2 separate regions of the Mus musculus genome follow, and region 1 is linked to region 2. The links are chromatin loops, found by intact Hi-C in ENCODE. Cell type or tissue: left cerebral cortex. All regions are shown on one strand.

Region 1 (8,000 bases), 150 kb after region 2:
AACCCCTAAATAGTAATTTATGCCAGGTGTAAAATTCCTACCACAAAATGCTACCCATCATGCATCCCCACTTCCAGCTCACAAAACACTCAGAACTTGGGCAGGGAAAGGATATTTTTCCTGTTTTACAAATGAGGAAATGAAAGCTTAGAGGAGGCAAAGAAAACATGCCTGAGAGCAAACTGCTAACAAGCCCTCAACAGATGAGATAAGACCTCCAGAAGCCGAGAGAACCTCTGCCTTCCCAGACATCAAACTGCTCTCTATCAGCAATCAATGTGAGAGATTTAGTGTGGGGTCAGAAGGAGCCTGGATCTGACTATAACGTGGAGAAAACCCCCATAGAAAAGTTGTGCCATGGTTTTCATTCATTCTGGAGACTGACAAAAGAACAGTTGTGGCCATGGGCTTGGAGAGGGGAACCACAAAATATAGATAGCCTTTATTCTGTCTGCTAGGAGCCCTCTGCTCTCACTGAGGACGTGCATCCTTGACAGGCAATTAGAGTATGTACCTCTACCTCTGTATGGCAAAATGTGTCTTTCTTCATGTGATTGCATGTCTCTGACACCACAGGGAGATGCATGTGACATGGCGCCTGCTTCCACAGCACTGTTTATGAAAGTGACAACCTCTCCGTTCCTCTGTAGGACTTCGTCCAGAGTCTTGCTAACGGTGCATGGCTGGATGTGTTTGTCTCTCTGTCTGTACACCTTTAAGAAGTGGAATATCTCATTTGGTAGTGTGAGTGAAGCAGTGAGTCAGCTGAGGCTGAGTGAGGCGGGAGGAGACTGCTAGGTTACGAGAATAGGAAAAGGGAGAAGGAGAAAGTGAAGTCAGGGTGGACGAGCTACCCCTTTCCTCCCCACTCCTCCACCACAAATTCCCAACGGGGCCATAGACAACAGCAGAACCTTGCACAAGTCCACAGGAGCAATGCTTGCTGGAAAGAGGCACTTGCCACCCTTTCTCAAGGCCTTGAAGGGAGATGTTCTACACCAGGAGGTAACTGTCTCACTCTAGCCTACAGCCCCGAGCTCCAGAAAGTGTGACATCTACCTGGTCTCATTGTCACTTGACCTTTTGACCTTGCTGTTTTTTCTTTGCCCCCAAAGCAGGCCACCTGGCCAGGCAGGAAAAACAGGGAAGTAGATTCAGGCCCTAAAATGTGTATAGCCCCACCTACCTATTATTATACAGAGCAACCCTACTGAGGGTCAAGAAATTTCTCAACACTCAATTCTTTCCTAGGAAGGTCCCTTTTACAGTTACCTACTCTCTAATTTCGTCTAGACGCCCATCCCTAGCAGCCAGAAAGCCAGGTTTTCCTATCATCACCCTGGAGCACTGCGAGTTTTGTAATGCACCAACCTTCCATGGCCCTTCCAAGAGCTGATAAGCCCTGCTTTCCCAGCCTTCTTTCCTCAGAAGACTGAAGCCTACAGGTTCCCTCCTTATGAGAAGACAGGCATCCCTGGACTCCCCTACTTAGGATCTGGCCAGCAATCTCAGGTCATATAAGGTCAACAGTGTGGTCAGTGTACCCTGTCACCAGGCGTGGCCTGGCCTTTCATCAATTGGCAGGAACTAAAGGATGAGGATTAGGCAGTCAAATATTCTTCCCCCTGTCTTTTGAACACCCCCTAATCTTTCCACAGCCAGTCCCAGGGCTAATTCTAGTCCAGGAGTGGGGTTCAGAGCCAAACAGGAGACTGGGGAACACAGACTCTCCTGCTACCACTTTGCCAGCCAAGGGCCCCACTTCCCCCTCATACAGGAAGCAGTGTACCAGGAGGCTCCAGCCTTAAAATGTTCGAACCTTAAACTCACAGAAGTTGACCTGAATCTATCTCTGTAGCTCCCTCTCTAGGGAGGGGTACAGGGTGACACAGTACTACACTGGGAATGGTGGGAGCCGTAGGGGGGGGTGGGGGGTGGAGAGGGAGACCTTTATTTTTTTCTGGTCCCACTGACACAGAAACTACCTCTGGCCAGGCAGCTATTGTGGCGTAGGTCACCAATCCCTACCTTGCAGCCTTTCGTGCAGGACCGGATAGAGTACTCTTCTGCCTGTAAGTATTTATGCAGCACGAGGTCGAACTCATCATATTTTTCCTGAGCATGTCGATCCAGTCGCTGGTATGCCTCTATGCAATTGCTACATGCCTCCCAGGTCCCAGAGCCCGGGCTGGCCACTACGGCCAGTAGATCCCCCAGCAGGGTGTCCAAACTGCAGTCCAGGCTGTCGGGGCGGTCCATGCCAAGCAGCAAGTCCCAGACTGTGTAGGTGTCGCAAAAGGAGAGAGTGAAGTTCCGAAAGTGGCCTTTGAGCAAGTTTTTTTTGGCGGAGGGGAACTCCGGGGCACGGGAAGGGGAGTCAGGGGGCCGCAGAGGGGGAGCCGGGGTGGTCGGTTCGAAAAGTCTCTGCAAAGATTCCAATTTGGTGCAAGCTGCGTCCAGCCCGGTGGGCTCTGGGACGCCGTTGCAGACCGGCCCGGAGCCGGCTGCAGGGGCGGCTTTGGTCAGGTTGCTGTATCGCGGGCCGCAGGTGCCCGAGGACGCGCTGGGCTCGCCAGGCGACGGCGGCGGCGGCGGCAGCACCGCGCGAGGAGGTACCGGCTGCCGCTCGCGGCCGGCCCCCCAGGGCGGCCGCATGGCGCTGCTCAGCTCCCTGGCCCGGGGCCGGGCCCCCGCGCACAGCCACAGATGGTCAGCGAGCAGCACGGTGAAGAAGAGCAGGGACGCCAGGGACAGTCGCCATCGCTGCGCCCGCTCCGAATCGGCGCAAGGTTTGTCGCTCTGCCTGGGAGCCCAGCAGCAGCAGCAGCAGCAGATAGTCAGCGCGGCGGCGTCTTTCCCGGGCCACATCCAAGCGCCCCTGAACATATTTCAGGGGGGTCCGGGCTGGAGGGAGTAGGCAGGCGCGAGGCCGGACGGCCGTCTCGGGAGGGCGGGCTGCGCACCGCACCGCGCTCCTCAGCGCCGTCCAGGCTTTACCTCGGGGGCCGCATGGCTAGGCAGGCCGGCCGGCCCGGGGCCCCGCTCAGGCCGTTGTGGCGGGGCGCTCTCGGGCCGTCCCCGCGCCCCTCCCGCGCTCCCCTGCTGGCAGCCGGGGCGCCGCCGCCCGGCCCGCTAGGCGCAGCCCGGCGTCCCGGCGGGGGGCGGTGCGGGGCACTGGGGCGGTGGCGGCTGCGGCGGCGGCGCCGCACTCCTCATGGTGTCGGGCCCCTCCGCTACCCCGGGCTCCGCGCCACTTCACTCCGCGCCCCCGGCCCCCTGGCTCGCACTCTGCTCTGGCCGTCCGTCTCGGCTCGGCGCGGCTCTGCGCCCCTCAGCGCCGCCGTGCGGGCCCCGCCGCGCTCCACTCCGCTCCCCTCGCCCGCGCCGCTCCTCTCCCGCCCGTCTGCCCGCTGCCCGCTGCCCGCTCCGTGCAGCTCCCCGCCTCGCTCGTGCCCTCCTAGGCCGGCCGGCCGGTCCGCCGCCGGCCCTTCGGGCTTCCCTCGCGCTCTGGCAGTCCGCTGGGGCCGGTCCCGGGCCGGCTCCGCTCTGGCTCCGCACCCGCGGCTCCCGGAGTTCCGGCTCGGGCGGGCCACCTGGCTCCCCGCAGCGCCACAGACGCCGGACGCGGACGCCCGGCTTTACTTAGTGCGCCTCTCGCTTCCGCCTCTGCTTCGCCCCGCTGTGGCGGCCGCCCAAAGGCATGGCCCCGTGGCTCCCGCTGGCCATGCCCCCTCAGTCTGTCGCCATCTTCCGCTGTGCGGAGAACACCTTGAGAGCCCGTGTGCGAGTGTGTTTGGGGGGGAGCAGGGCGGAGAAAGAGGCACCGGGAGGAGGAGGGAGCGGGACTGGGGCCCCGACTGCGCCTGCGCCTCAGGACTCCCCCCTCCCCAACCCCAGCCCCCGCCGGCCGCAGCCTGTGCTGTTTGGGGATGTTTCCAGTCCACCCCCAACTCCATTCACTTCGGCGCCTCCGTTCACCCGACCGCTCCCCGTGTGCACACGCCACACGCAGAGTCCCAGGCCTGGCGCTCCCCCTCCCCCACCAAGCGACCGCTCGCCTCCCTTCCCAGGACCGCCCCTCGCTCCCCCCCGAGGGCTAAGGGACTTCTGAGGGTGATTCTAAGAAGCAGGGGGCATCTCCTTAGGTTCTTGCTACCTCTCTGGGTAGCCTCGCCCTCGTCCTCAGGACTAGGGGACACTAAAGCCGGTTGCGGATAGGACCGGTCCAGAGTCCCTAACTCCGCTAACGCTCTCACTGTCCTGCCTGAGGCCAAGACTGCCCCTGGTGCTGAAGGACAGCTCCCAGTTTAGCTGTAGAAGGGGACTGAGCTCTGAGTGCGTCCTGAGGGAGGCAAGGCAGTGCACTAAGACCGGTAGTAGTGGTGGGGTGTCGTTTTTGCCCTTAGGAAGATTTCCAGCAGCCTCCCCCCAAAACCCGTCCTAGCTTCCTGGCTCCCCCTACAGGCTGCTGAGAATAGCTGAGCGCCAGAGTTAGGGAAGCTGTGCCGGGTGGAACCATGCGCTCCTGGCTCTTAGAGTCACATGGCTCTAGGAACTCGGACATACAAATGTCCTGCCGCGCTACTAACCTTGTTTGGACTCCACAAACATCTCAGATTGCTCCTGTGGTATACTTCCTTTTTGCATTCCCTTTTTCCGCTGCAACTCTTCCGTAATAGTTTTGAACAAACTACTCTCCCAGGGATTTGTTACTAATCATAACAATGGAAAAAGAACCTTTATTGAACACACATAGAACTTGCTAGATACTGCACTTGGCACTTTAATTTGCTTTAGTCTTCTGATCTCATCAACCTTATGAGATAGATGTTAGCGTTGTCTTCATTTGCATGCGAGGAAGCTGAAATTTAGTGTCTTTAAACCGTCTCAGATAACCGGTGCATCCTGACAGAAACCCAGGGAGTCTGACCCTAGACCTCTCTACAGTGTCAGGAAGGCCTTAGAAAGATGAAGGAGTAGAAGACACAGGCCTGTCTTAAAGGAAACTACAGTTCTCCGAATACGGAAATGAGAATTATATACTGGCTAATGGAATTCATGGGTAGAGGATGTAGGTTCAAGTAACACTTCTAAACTGACCAGGCTTTGTGCCCTGAAAGAATCTGTTCTATGTTTTCTTCTTGACAGCATGAGGGAATGCCAAGGGCTAAATGAGATGGGTAGGGACTGTTAGCACTACTCAGTGCTAAATTGCAAAGGATGCTTGGAAATCTGAGTGTGGGGGATGGTGTAGCTGGTTACTAAAGAAATAGCAGAATTGGGTGGGTGAGTGAGGGCATTCCAGATAAAAGAAACAGGAGAGAAAATTTTTCAGGGGTAGAAAGTAGACATATATGTTTGTAAGTGTAATAGTTTTAGACTTTAGAGGCAAGGAAAAGCAAGCTATAGCAAAAAGGGGGGAAATGGTGAGACATTCAAGAGGCCTAGTCATTCATTATATTTAAGCACTCCCTGGACCAGCATAGGGTGTTGCAATTGTCCAGGTATAGCCTTGCTATGGAAGTGCTTACAGTTGAATTGGGGAAGCAGACATGTCACAGGAAGGAAGGGATTATAGCCTAATACAAAACAATGGTATCGATGAGAGATCTCCCTTCTATAGAGAGATGGACTGGTCGACTCTGAAAATTTCCTCGGAGACAATTTTGCCCATAGCCAGGTCAGGTGGCAAATATCTGCTTGAAAATGCATCAAATTCCATGCACTATACTAGGTACCAGTGATAGAGACCCAAGTACAATATGTGCCCTGGGGTAAAAAGAGGTTAGTTGAAGTGGTATGGGATAAGTGGGTCTTGGCTAAACAGAAAGTAGAGGAAGTGTGTATGAAGGCTGTCTCAGGAGAAGGGAAGTCATGTGTAAGGGTGTAGAATCGAAGACAGGAAAAGCCTGTTTAGAAACCTACAATGTAGTTTGCTGTGGCTAGGTGTAAAGTGGAACCAGTGCTAAAATGGAAGCTGAGCATTTGGCAGGGACCTAATCATGGGTCCCTGGATCTATAGAAGAGATTGGAAGATTCTTGAGAAAAGATACCATGACCAGGTTTGTATTTCCAAAGGATTGATTTAGCTAAGGCATGAAGACTGCATTGGAGGGGCCAAGACTGGAGGCAGGGAGATGGGTTGGGAGACTGTTTAGGACTGGACAATGGTAGCATCAGCTGAGGTGGGAGAAGAAATGATATAGGAGGAAAATGAAAGAGGTATAATTGAAAGGATCTAGGACTGACTTAAGAGTAAGGAGTGGAGACAGTTCTGTGAGAGAGGAAGGTGAAGCTAGAGATCTCCATTAGTGACACTAACAGGCCTCCTCCTGGCCACCTAGGGAGTCTTTGAAGAGCCATTCTTTATTTAGTCTTTGGAAGATTTCTGAGTTGTGTTTAACAAAGAAGGCTAGTATGCTTGGTTAAAAACTGATTGGCTGGCCCGCAATGATTGATACCCTTTCTCACCATTGGAAAGAGCAGCCTGCCTGGCCTAGGCTATCATCTCTGAGTACCTCTGGAGCATTCTGTGAGAAGTCATTCAGGCAAGACTCCCTCTTTAAGGTGAAATGTGTCTCACAGAGGCCCATTTATCACAGGAGTCCAATATCACAATGACTTGCCCACACAGCACCTGGCGCAAACAAAGGAGAAGTGGTAGCATGCTAGCAACCAGAGGAGGACCTCATTCTCACTCTAGATGACACTGGAAGTGAAATGGGGGTGTGGAAAGCCTTGGCCTCTGCTAGAACAAAGAAGCTAAGGTGAAAAGGGGGACTGGAGCGGCACACTCCTCTGTACCACTGCTAGGCTCCAGCCAAACTTCTCCCTAACTCTTGCTTTCCATCTGCACCCCAAGCAGAGACAAGGGGCTAAAGGCCAGTCTTGTCTGAGGGGGCATACACTACCCAGGAAGCACACATTCTAACTAGACCAGAGAGAAGACAACTTGGAGTAGAGGGAGAAGGGAAAGGAAGGTTTCCATGGTAAAATACTGACAATAGGAAGAAAACTAAGTGGGAACTCTTTAAAGATACCAGTGTGGATACACAGGAGGCCTTCTATTAAAGCCAGGTGTTTAAAAGTCACCGGCAAAAGCAGGAAGGAAGAGTGTGCAAGGAAGGGTGAATCTAAGAAGAATGACAAGATGGCTTAAGCACACCTTGAGTTAAAGGTTGTCAGGCTCTGACTGTATCCCATTGGGGGCACTGTCTATTCCAAGGTCTGAGGAATTTTTCTTCTATCTATAGCCCACACCTACACTAAGATGAGAAGGCTTAAAGTAAACCCAGCTTTCTCCAACTCCCTACTTGGAATACAGCATCAGTCTTTGCTACTGGTCTGAGTTTGTTCTCCTTTCCTGACCCTCTGCCTCATCCTCCACTTCTTCTAACTCACATCCTATACCCAAGTCCCAGCTTCATACCTACCTATATCCTAGCAAGACCCAAGCCTACCATCTACAGAAAGTACTGACCCTGAACCTTAGCCCCACTGCAGAAGGCTCCTGGCAGGCCCAATTGTATATGTATAGTTCTAAGTAGTCCTTTCTTTTGATTTAAAGAGTCATGGTTGTCCTTCATTTGGATCTTTAGCTTTTCTGTTATTACTCTGTTCCAGTTAGAGATTTCTTTGGCCACAAATAATAAGCAAATCTACAGTTGCAGCTTAAACAGATTCGTTTTCTTCATTTAACAAAACTTCCTTGATCTAGTGACACGGTGGCAGTTCAGTGGTATCTTTAATACACATTCCTTATTTTTTTATTTTTTATTAGGTACTTTCCTCATTTACATTTTCAATGCTATCCCAAAAGTCCCCCATACCCTCCCCCCTACTCCCCTACCCACCCACTCCCACTTTTTGGCCCTGGCATTCCCCTGTACTGGGGCATATAAAGTTTGCATTCCAATGGGCCTCTCTTTCCAGTGATGGCCGAATAGGCCATCTTTTGATACATATGCAGCTGGAGTCAAGAGCTCCGGGGTACTGGTTAG
Region 2 (8,000 bases):
AATATGTTGGTAGGAAACCCAAGTATAGTACCCACTGGAAGATGCTGGCTTTGTTTCTAGTCCTCTGCATACAAGGTTTGCTGTAACAACATCTGCTTATGTTGAAAAACTAAAATATAAAATAAGACCTACATGGCCAAGTCCCACAAGGTTATTCACTTCCTTATTTATGAATCAGAATCTGTCAGCACAACTTAGAATTTTGACTGTCAGCAGATACTACCTACGATTAAATGTCACCGAAAAACCAGCAGAGGGTGCAGCAGGGCACTAGAAATGTTACCCAAGATATAGCACAGCAATGTAAATCAATTAGCCAATCAACTTTTCCTTTATTTATTTACTCATTCATTTATATATTTGTTTGTTTGTTTGTGTATATGCTAAGGCTAATATCACCAAAACAAATTAGTTGAATCTGGGATAAAATGTCTTCAGTGGGCTAAAATTCTCCTGAAAGTGAAATTCAAGATGAATAAGGAATATGTGATTAAACTTAGTCTGGTCAAAATTAGTTAGAGCAGAACAAAGTGACACAGATCTGAGCCTCTCATTTTGTAAAAAGCCTACTATGGAGTTTCAACCTGTTGTCCCTTCATCGCCCCCCTCAAAAACAAAGTTTCTCAGTAGACACTATATTATGGAGGACTGTGTACTAAACTGGAGGATGGCAGAGCACCTTCATCCTAGTTTTGACTCAAGCTAGGATATCTTGGGCCACTTACTTCTCCCTTGAGGCCTGTATGTTCTCCAAAGGAATCAATAAAATAGATTCAGGAGGTACCTTACAAATCTGGAAAACATAAATTCCAATTAATGCTAATGAATGTAAAGAACTGGTATCATTGCTTTGACTGCCCCATAGACTAAAATAGACTAAAGGATAGCAGATAAGAAGCTGTGCTGAAACACATAAGTATTTTTGCTACATCTGATGTAAGCAACTAAAGGCCATTGCAAAGCTGTGAGAGTCCCATGCCATCACAGAAGCTCTAGTATACTGCTGTCCCACAATCTCTAACCAGCGCTCTGTCCATCCTGATTGCCAAAAATCCTTGACCACCATTTGAGTAATTTCCTGATTTCTTTTGAGTGAGTGTGTGTGTGTGTGTGTGTGTGTGTGTGTGTGTGTACATACAGAGAGAGAGAGAGAGAGAGAGAGAGAGAGAGAGAGAGAATATCAAGGTGCAGCTGCTAAGTACCTCTACTAGGATCCTGGAGGGGGGTAGTAAATAAAAGACCCAGAGTCCTAATTCATTGTCATTTAGCCCCGGTGTTTAAAATTTCAAGTATGAGAAGCCCGTCTACTGATTCTCTTCTTTGATACGCAGTTATATAAATTTGAGTGTCTTTGAAAGACATTTTAGGTCTGAAGCAATTTTACAAAGCACATTGTTAAGAAAGAAAGGAAGGAAGAGAGACACAGAGAGAGAAAGGAAAAGAAGAGAAAGTGTGTGTTCTGACACTAGAGTATTATTATGAATGTGACACCTCTAAAGTGTACAACTTGGAAAGTCAAAGCAACACAAATAATGTTTAAAGAGTTGTGACAATAACTATGGGTATAGCACCAAGTACAGAAGGCTTCCATGTCTCACCTCAAGTAGCTTACTTACACAAAGTGTCGTTTTCTCCAGAAGTTACAAATTCACCATTAATCTTTAACCACCTCAAAAAGATTCTTGGATGTTCTGCCTAAGATTCAAGTGTGAGACAGCTATGGAAACCACAGGAAGACTTAATATCAAGTACACTAAATTTGCTGGAATAACGAGTAAGAAAAACAACTACGATAATGGTTTGCTAAAAGAGATACAAACCCTCTAAAGATTATCAAAACAAAACAAAAATCCAACTTCCTGTTCCAAAGGCAGCAATAATGAAAACTCTTCACACCCACTGCACCCAACTCCATCTACAAGAGTGTCAGAACCGGCATGCAAAGGGTGAGTTTTATTTCCATAGATTTTTTAAATTGCTGTTCAGAAGTTGTCTAGCAAGACGGCATATTTCTACCAGAATTCCTCAGGGGCGCTGATCCTAACTAGAACGCAGAAGAGAATCCGTCTCAAGTTGCAGGTAAGTGTGAAAAAAGCTCAGGTCCTGGTCAGCGCACAAGAATCCAGCGCTGAAAGTATGGTTAAAAGTTGTTTCAACGGGCGTGGAACAGTTAGTACAGCTGTTTACAGCTCCAACTCCAAAGAGGAGCCTGCTAGTGCTGGCATCAGCTCGGGACACGAAGAAACAAGCACCACGGGCAGAGAAACTCACCAGGGGGCACGAGGGGCCAAGCTGCTCGCCGTTAGACGGCCACGGGGGCGGCGCAGGCACCTCCGCGCCCGGATGGGTGCAAGGCAGGCCAACTTTTCGCTAAGCAGCCCACACCTCCCCGGGGGCGGCGCGTGCAGGCTGGGCTTTCCAACTCCACGGGACCGGAGAGGGTCTGGATGAGCCAAGGCAGGAACCGAGAACAACCTGACCTGGACAACCTCTCCCCAGCACTCCGGCCCACTCCCAGCTCCTGCCCTGGAACTTGGCTCTGAGTGGCAGAGTCCCCTGAGCCCTGAGGCCCAGGCCCCCGCCCAACCGAGCAGGGGAGGGGGCCTCCAAGGCCGCCGCCCCTCCTAGGTGACTCACCTGGTGCCGGTCCTGGGAGTCAGGGGGGAGTGGATCTTCTCCCGGTTCCAAAGGCTGCTGTTGAAAGGACGGCTGCCCCAGGTGGCGGGTGATGGGACCCACCGGGTCGAGGCTCCCAGGGCTGCTTAGGGTGCCAGAGGTGCCAGGAGCACCCGGGCCACCGAGGCGGGACTCGGTTCCCCGTTCCCGCCGCAATTCGGACCGCAACTCTAGGTAGCAGCACAGCGTCAGCAGGTGGAGGGCCAGCGAGAGGCCAAAGAAACCCAGGAAGAGCCGGCAGCTGTTCCCTTCGCCCGCCCGAGCAGGGGCCCCGCGACAGCCGCAGCCCTGGCTGCCCCGCTCCCTTGGCGCTGCCGCAGGCAGGGGTTCCCTGCGCTCTACCTCTGGGTAGCCCATGGCCTCCAGAGACAACCACTATCTGAGGCCCGGGAGCCTCTGCCTCTGCCTCAGTCCTTCACGACCCCTGACAGGCGACTACTGTCCTGCCATCGGCTGGGGGCTGCAGGGACCCGTTCCTGAGCGACGGTGGCTGGGCGGGACAGAACAGGGAGCAGCCGCATGTGCAGCTCCACTCCGAGGGGTGGGAAAGGGAGGAGGAGGGGCGGGCGAGAGGGGCGGCGCGGCCAGAGAGGGAATGAGGGAGGAGGTCCTCACCTACCCCGCCCCATGCCTCAAGGGGCGGCCGGGACGCCCAACCACGGGCCCGCCAGGCCTGGCTGCCCCGCCCCCTGCCGTTCCACTCGGGCCTCCAGCCGTGGGGCGGGGCCTGGGGGCGTGGGGGTTCACCTCTGCCTGGCAGCCCCACCCAGCTCTTCCCGCTTGCCCCGTTGCAGTTGGTGAGGGCGGCTGTCGTTCATCTCTAGACTCCACCCCGGTTTAACCCTTCAGCGCCGCTATGGGGGAGGGCAGGAGGGGGAGGCTGAGAAGAATTTGGGAACCTTGGAAAGAACGTGGAGAAAAGAAAAGGAGGCAGAAACTAGCATTAATAGAAATGTTTGCAATTAACTGCAGTTGCTAATAACATCATCCAGTACTTATCTGTTGCTTTCAATCTTCAAAGCGTTTAACAGACGTTAAACTAATTAAAACAGTTCAGGGTTTGGAATGAAACCATGCCTGCTGTGTTTGCAATTCAATGGCTCGCCAGAAGAAAAGGAGACCTAGGAGCCTGGGAGCCAAACAGACTGGGAACAGGGCAACCTCACTCCTAAAATGAGTCTTGGGGCACAGTCTGAGGGCATAGAGAGGGTGCCTAGTGCCAAGTAAAACTGAAGTGATGCTGTCCGTTGAAGGCTAAAACCGTTTCCTAGGATTTCTTGATATAGTAATTCATTCAACAGATATGCATTGATCCCTTTCACAGTGCAGAAAGTACCGTGTGAGAGAACCCTCAGGCAAAAGTTTATCTTTTTCCAGAGCTGCACAAGTTTTGGAAGAACTTGAGCCTTCGAGGAGCAGGTGGGGAAACTGAGGGTCATGATGAGGTGAATTTTTACAGGGGTGGTCCACAGCATGGCCAGACACTATTGGCATCTGTATTCGCAGGCAACTGTTCTGGCCTCTCCACCCTTCCCATGCTTCCCCTGGAGTACTCCCTGGGGTAAGTTCAACAAGTCAGCCAAATGTTCCAGATGTACACTGCTGCAACGGCAGCATCTTCAACAGCTGCACCAATCAGAAACAGGGTCAGAGGGGGGAAAATGGCAAATGTCAGAACAATAGACCTGGAAATGAAGGATGGAAAAGATTAGTTGTCAAGAGTCACAATTGACAAGTGTTAGTAGTCTCAAATTTTAGAGAACTAAATAACTGTAGCAGAGCAAGCAGCCACTTTTTTTTTTACCCAGTAGGTACACTCATTTCCATGTAATTGAGAAATGAATAATTAGCAATTTTATTAACTTGAAGCAAGCGTAGTAAAAGCCACTGAGGAGGCTCAGTGGTGCGCCGGAGCACTTAAGGCTAGGCCTAAGACCTATGCTCATAAGGGAGAAGAAAAACACATAAGAGTGTAGAAAGGAGACAAAAGAGAAACAAAACCAAAAGCATATGGTGGGGAGGTCAGTGCACAGAGCACAGGGGTCATAAGCTTTAAATATATCAGCCACAGACAGGCTTTCTTTCATAGCCTAGTGCATGGCCTCAGTGCTTCAGAATAAACATCTTTTTGTCCTCTTTTTAACCTTTACGAATGAAACTGGACGTTTGCACAGGATCTCATCATCACACAGATAAGGGGGAAAAGAAAAGCTTGCAACAGCGGCTCTCAAGAACTACTTGTCCAGACCAGGAATTCTAGATGCTAGGAAAACCGCCAAGCTGATTTACCTTAATTATCACAGCCAGGATTATTGGAAAGAATGCTAGACCAGAAGTCAGGAGGCGTCACCCTAGCACTAGTTTGTTGGGTCACTGTGAGCAGAGGGAGTGGGGGAAACACTAGCTTGGTTTCTCCAACTAGAAGATGAAGGGTTTAAACTGTAACAGCTATTACATTGTTCCTTATCAGCCTCATCACTGGCTGTGTTGACTTTACTGCTCACACAATTTAAAGAGGCTATCTTTCCTTCCTCTAAAATGAGAGGGAAATAAATGACATCCATCTCCTGGTGATGGTGGGAGTGGTCGTGAATGGTGATGATGGAGGGGTCTTACTGGTTCCTGCTTCCCATGGTCTACCAACTTTTTTTTTTAATTTATCACTGTGTGTGTGAGAGAGAGAGGTGGGGGGAGGGCATCACATGCCACTGAGCACAGGAGGAGGTCAGAGGACAACTTTGTGGAATTTGTTTTCACTTTCCACCTTTGCATAAGTTCCCAGGATCAAAGTCAGGTCATCAGATTTGTGACTGTAGAGCAGCAAAGGCCTTCATCTGATGCGCCATCCTACCATGGCCCTTTCTCTAATAACTGGACCAAGAAAGACTCCCTTTGCACCATTGCCTCTAGAAGCCTTCAGAACTGCATTTGACCTAGCACATCATTTTGATTCCCAAGAGACAGAAAATAAGACTTCATGTACATTAGAAATATCACAGGGAGCCAGGGGCTGAGAGAAATGCATGTGGTTATAATAATTATCATTATATTAATGAAGTGCTGTGTATTGAATCTAAAAGTTTCACATTCAGTAGGCAGGCATTCTAACACTGAGCTACAACCTCAGGCCATGAGTTCCCTTTTTATTAATATGTTGTATGTGTTTTGATGCATTGCTTCAGCTTGCCTCTCTGTTTCCACAGAGCCCTGTCCCCTACAGCATAAGTCTTAAAACGATAAACCTATGGGCCACAGTCAGCAAACAGATGTGTTGTGTTTGGTGTACTATGGGCTAAAACTTGGAACTGAAAAGAAAATTCAGTTGCAGCATTTAAAAATCTGGAGGTTTCACATTTTTAGAATGCTGCTTTCCTACTTTTCTAAATATGAAAACAAACAAACAAACAAACAAACAAACAAATCACAAGGCCTGTTAACATTAGATCCACATTCCCATATGGCTACACCCAGCTAAAACTACCCCTTTGTGTTAAACAGAAAAATAAAGTTCTATATCACCTTTCTACCCCCTGGACTCTGGTTTTCAATTCTGCCCTTGTCAGACTCTTGACTTGCTTACATGGGCTCCTTGGCCAGGATATAATCTGATATTCCATCATTATTATTTGCTAACCTGCAAAGAAGACATACTACCACATTGCTAAATTCACTCTCTTCACATACCTCTGCACATTAGCCCAAGCTAGTATTTTTAACCAGAAGTATCCCCCACCTCCTCGAAGCTTGATAAATCAAGAATCGGGGTACATATTCATTCCCTTTACTGGCATAGAGATCAGAGGGGTAACTATGGTGCACTTAGTGATTGCAGGTAGCTGGGGGAATTACGAGCTTTTGGAGATAGATTCTCATCTTAGATTATTTACATTTCAGTTATTTGATTTAATACAAGTGATTGTTGTTTGTCTTAGACCACCTCAGTTTTCTCGTGTGGAAAATAGAGATGACATTATATACTTTTAGAAGAGATGCTTTGTAAGATAGCTGTGCTTAAGTGGGATGTGTGGAAGAGGGAAGAGTTTTGCTCTACTCTCTCAGGGCTTTCGGTAATTGAGCCTATTAAATAAACTGACAGCAGGCAGATTAGTGAGAGAAAATGAATGCAAAATGTATGATGTACAAAAAGGCATCCACATGAAAGAAAATGAATGTCAAATATGCAATGAGATTTAGAAATTTATCTATCCTCATAAGGGAGAGGGAGGCAAATGTAGTCAACTAAGGAGATTTGGAGGGGGTGGTGGTGGTGTTTTTTTGGTTTTTGTTTTGTTTTGTTTAGAAAAGTGAGTAGGTCCTGAGGGAAAAAAAGATGGTGACAAAGTTCCTCTGGGTATGATCCTGAACTCCAGGATCCACTTCAGTGATAACTGTTTAGTCAGCCACAGTTGCTGGGATTACCAGAGAAGTAATTCAAGACAATTAAGTTCCTTTTAGAAAACATCCTTCTTCAGAAAAGTTCAGTGGAGCCCCTCCCTATAATTGTTCCAAAGAAACATATTAGGTGTATGACATCCTTCAGAATCTATTTGTCAAACTTAGTGTCACACACACACACACACACACACACACACACCATATATATATTGGATTTTACCCAAAGGGAGTAAGAGTAACCACATATAGCAGTTCTCAAGGACATGATAGAAATGCAGAAAAGTTACATAGTTTCCAGAGTTTGTACTTATCAAATGCTAGTCCCCTTTTATGTATTAAATGTATTAAATTTTGAAATAGAGTCCATATGTACTCACCACCCTCCACTGACTGTTTGATGTGAATATCCATCTTCCTTGTATCCATTTTCTTTGTATTCATCTTCTTTGTAGCTGTCTAATGAACACCTCAAACTCAGCATAGCCAAAGTATGGCTTTCTCTCCAAAAATGTATTATGCTTTGGTATTCTGTAGTTCAGCCATTGGCAACGCCACTCTTCCATTGCTCAGGGAGAAGGAGAAGGAGAAGGAGAAGGAGAAGGAGAAGGAGAAGGAGAAGGAGAAGGAGAAGGAGAAGGAGAAGGAGAAGGAGAAGGAGAAGGAGAAGGAGAAGGAGAAGAAGAAGAAGAAGAAGAAGAAGAAGAAGAAGAAGAAGAAGAAGAAGAAGGAGGAGGAGGAGGAGGAGGAGGAGGAGGAGGAGGAGGAGGAGGAGGAGGAGGAGGAGGAGGAGGAGGAGGAGGAGGAGGAGGAGGGGGAGGAGGAGGGGGAAGGAGGAGGAAGGAGGAGAAGAACAACAATAACAATAACAACGCCCCTTTGAGACCATCCTTGAATGCCTTGACCTTCCCATCTGTTAGTGAATGGTGTTA

The links. Hi-C counts contacts between places; a loop is a spot of excess contacts. Peaks named below come from ENCODE experiments on the same cell type or tissue, not always from the same donor. Only the 100,000 strongest peaks of a DNase experiment are listed, where the experiment ranks them.
Region 1: it touches region 2 in a loop (8-fold over the local background); 6 of 42 quality-filtered maps call a loop at or near these places.

What each region holds. Positions count from the first base shown.
Region 1 is chrX:99,815,955-99,823,954 of GRCm38, reverse strand. It overlaps Tmem28 (transmembrane protein 28), which reads right to left and starts at 3,791. Exons shown (of 3, transcript NM_001081283.2): 1 at 2,029-3,791. The coding sequence starts at 2,886. In left cerebral cortex, a CTCF peak has its summit at 4,465 (motif pointing left); DNase peaks (open chromatin) are centred at 796, 2,895, 3,802, 4,404 and 1 more place; H3K4me3 peaks cover 3,711 bases; H3K27ac peaks cover 735 bases.
Region 2 is chrX:99,970,814-99,978,813 of GRCm38, reverse strand. Eda (ectodysplasin-A) reads right to left here and starts at 3,208. Exons shown (of 8, transcript NM_001177937.1): 1 at 2,638-3,208. The coding sequence starts at 3,033. In left cerebral cortex, a CTCF peak has its summit at 263 (motif pointing right); DNase peaks (open chromatin) are centred at 251, 3,399 and 3,748; H3K4me3 peaks cover 1,774 bases.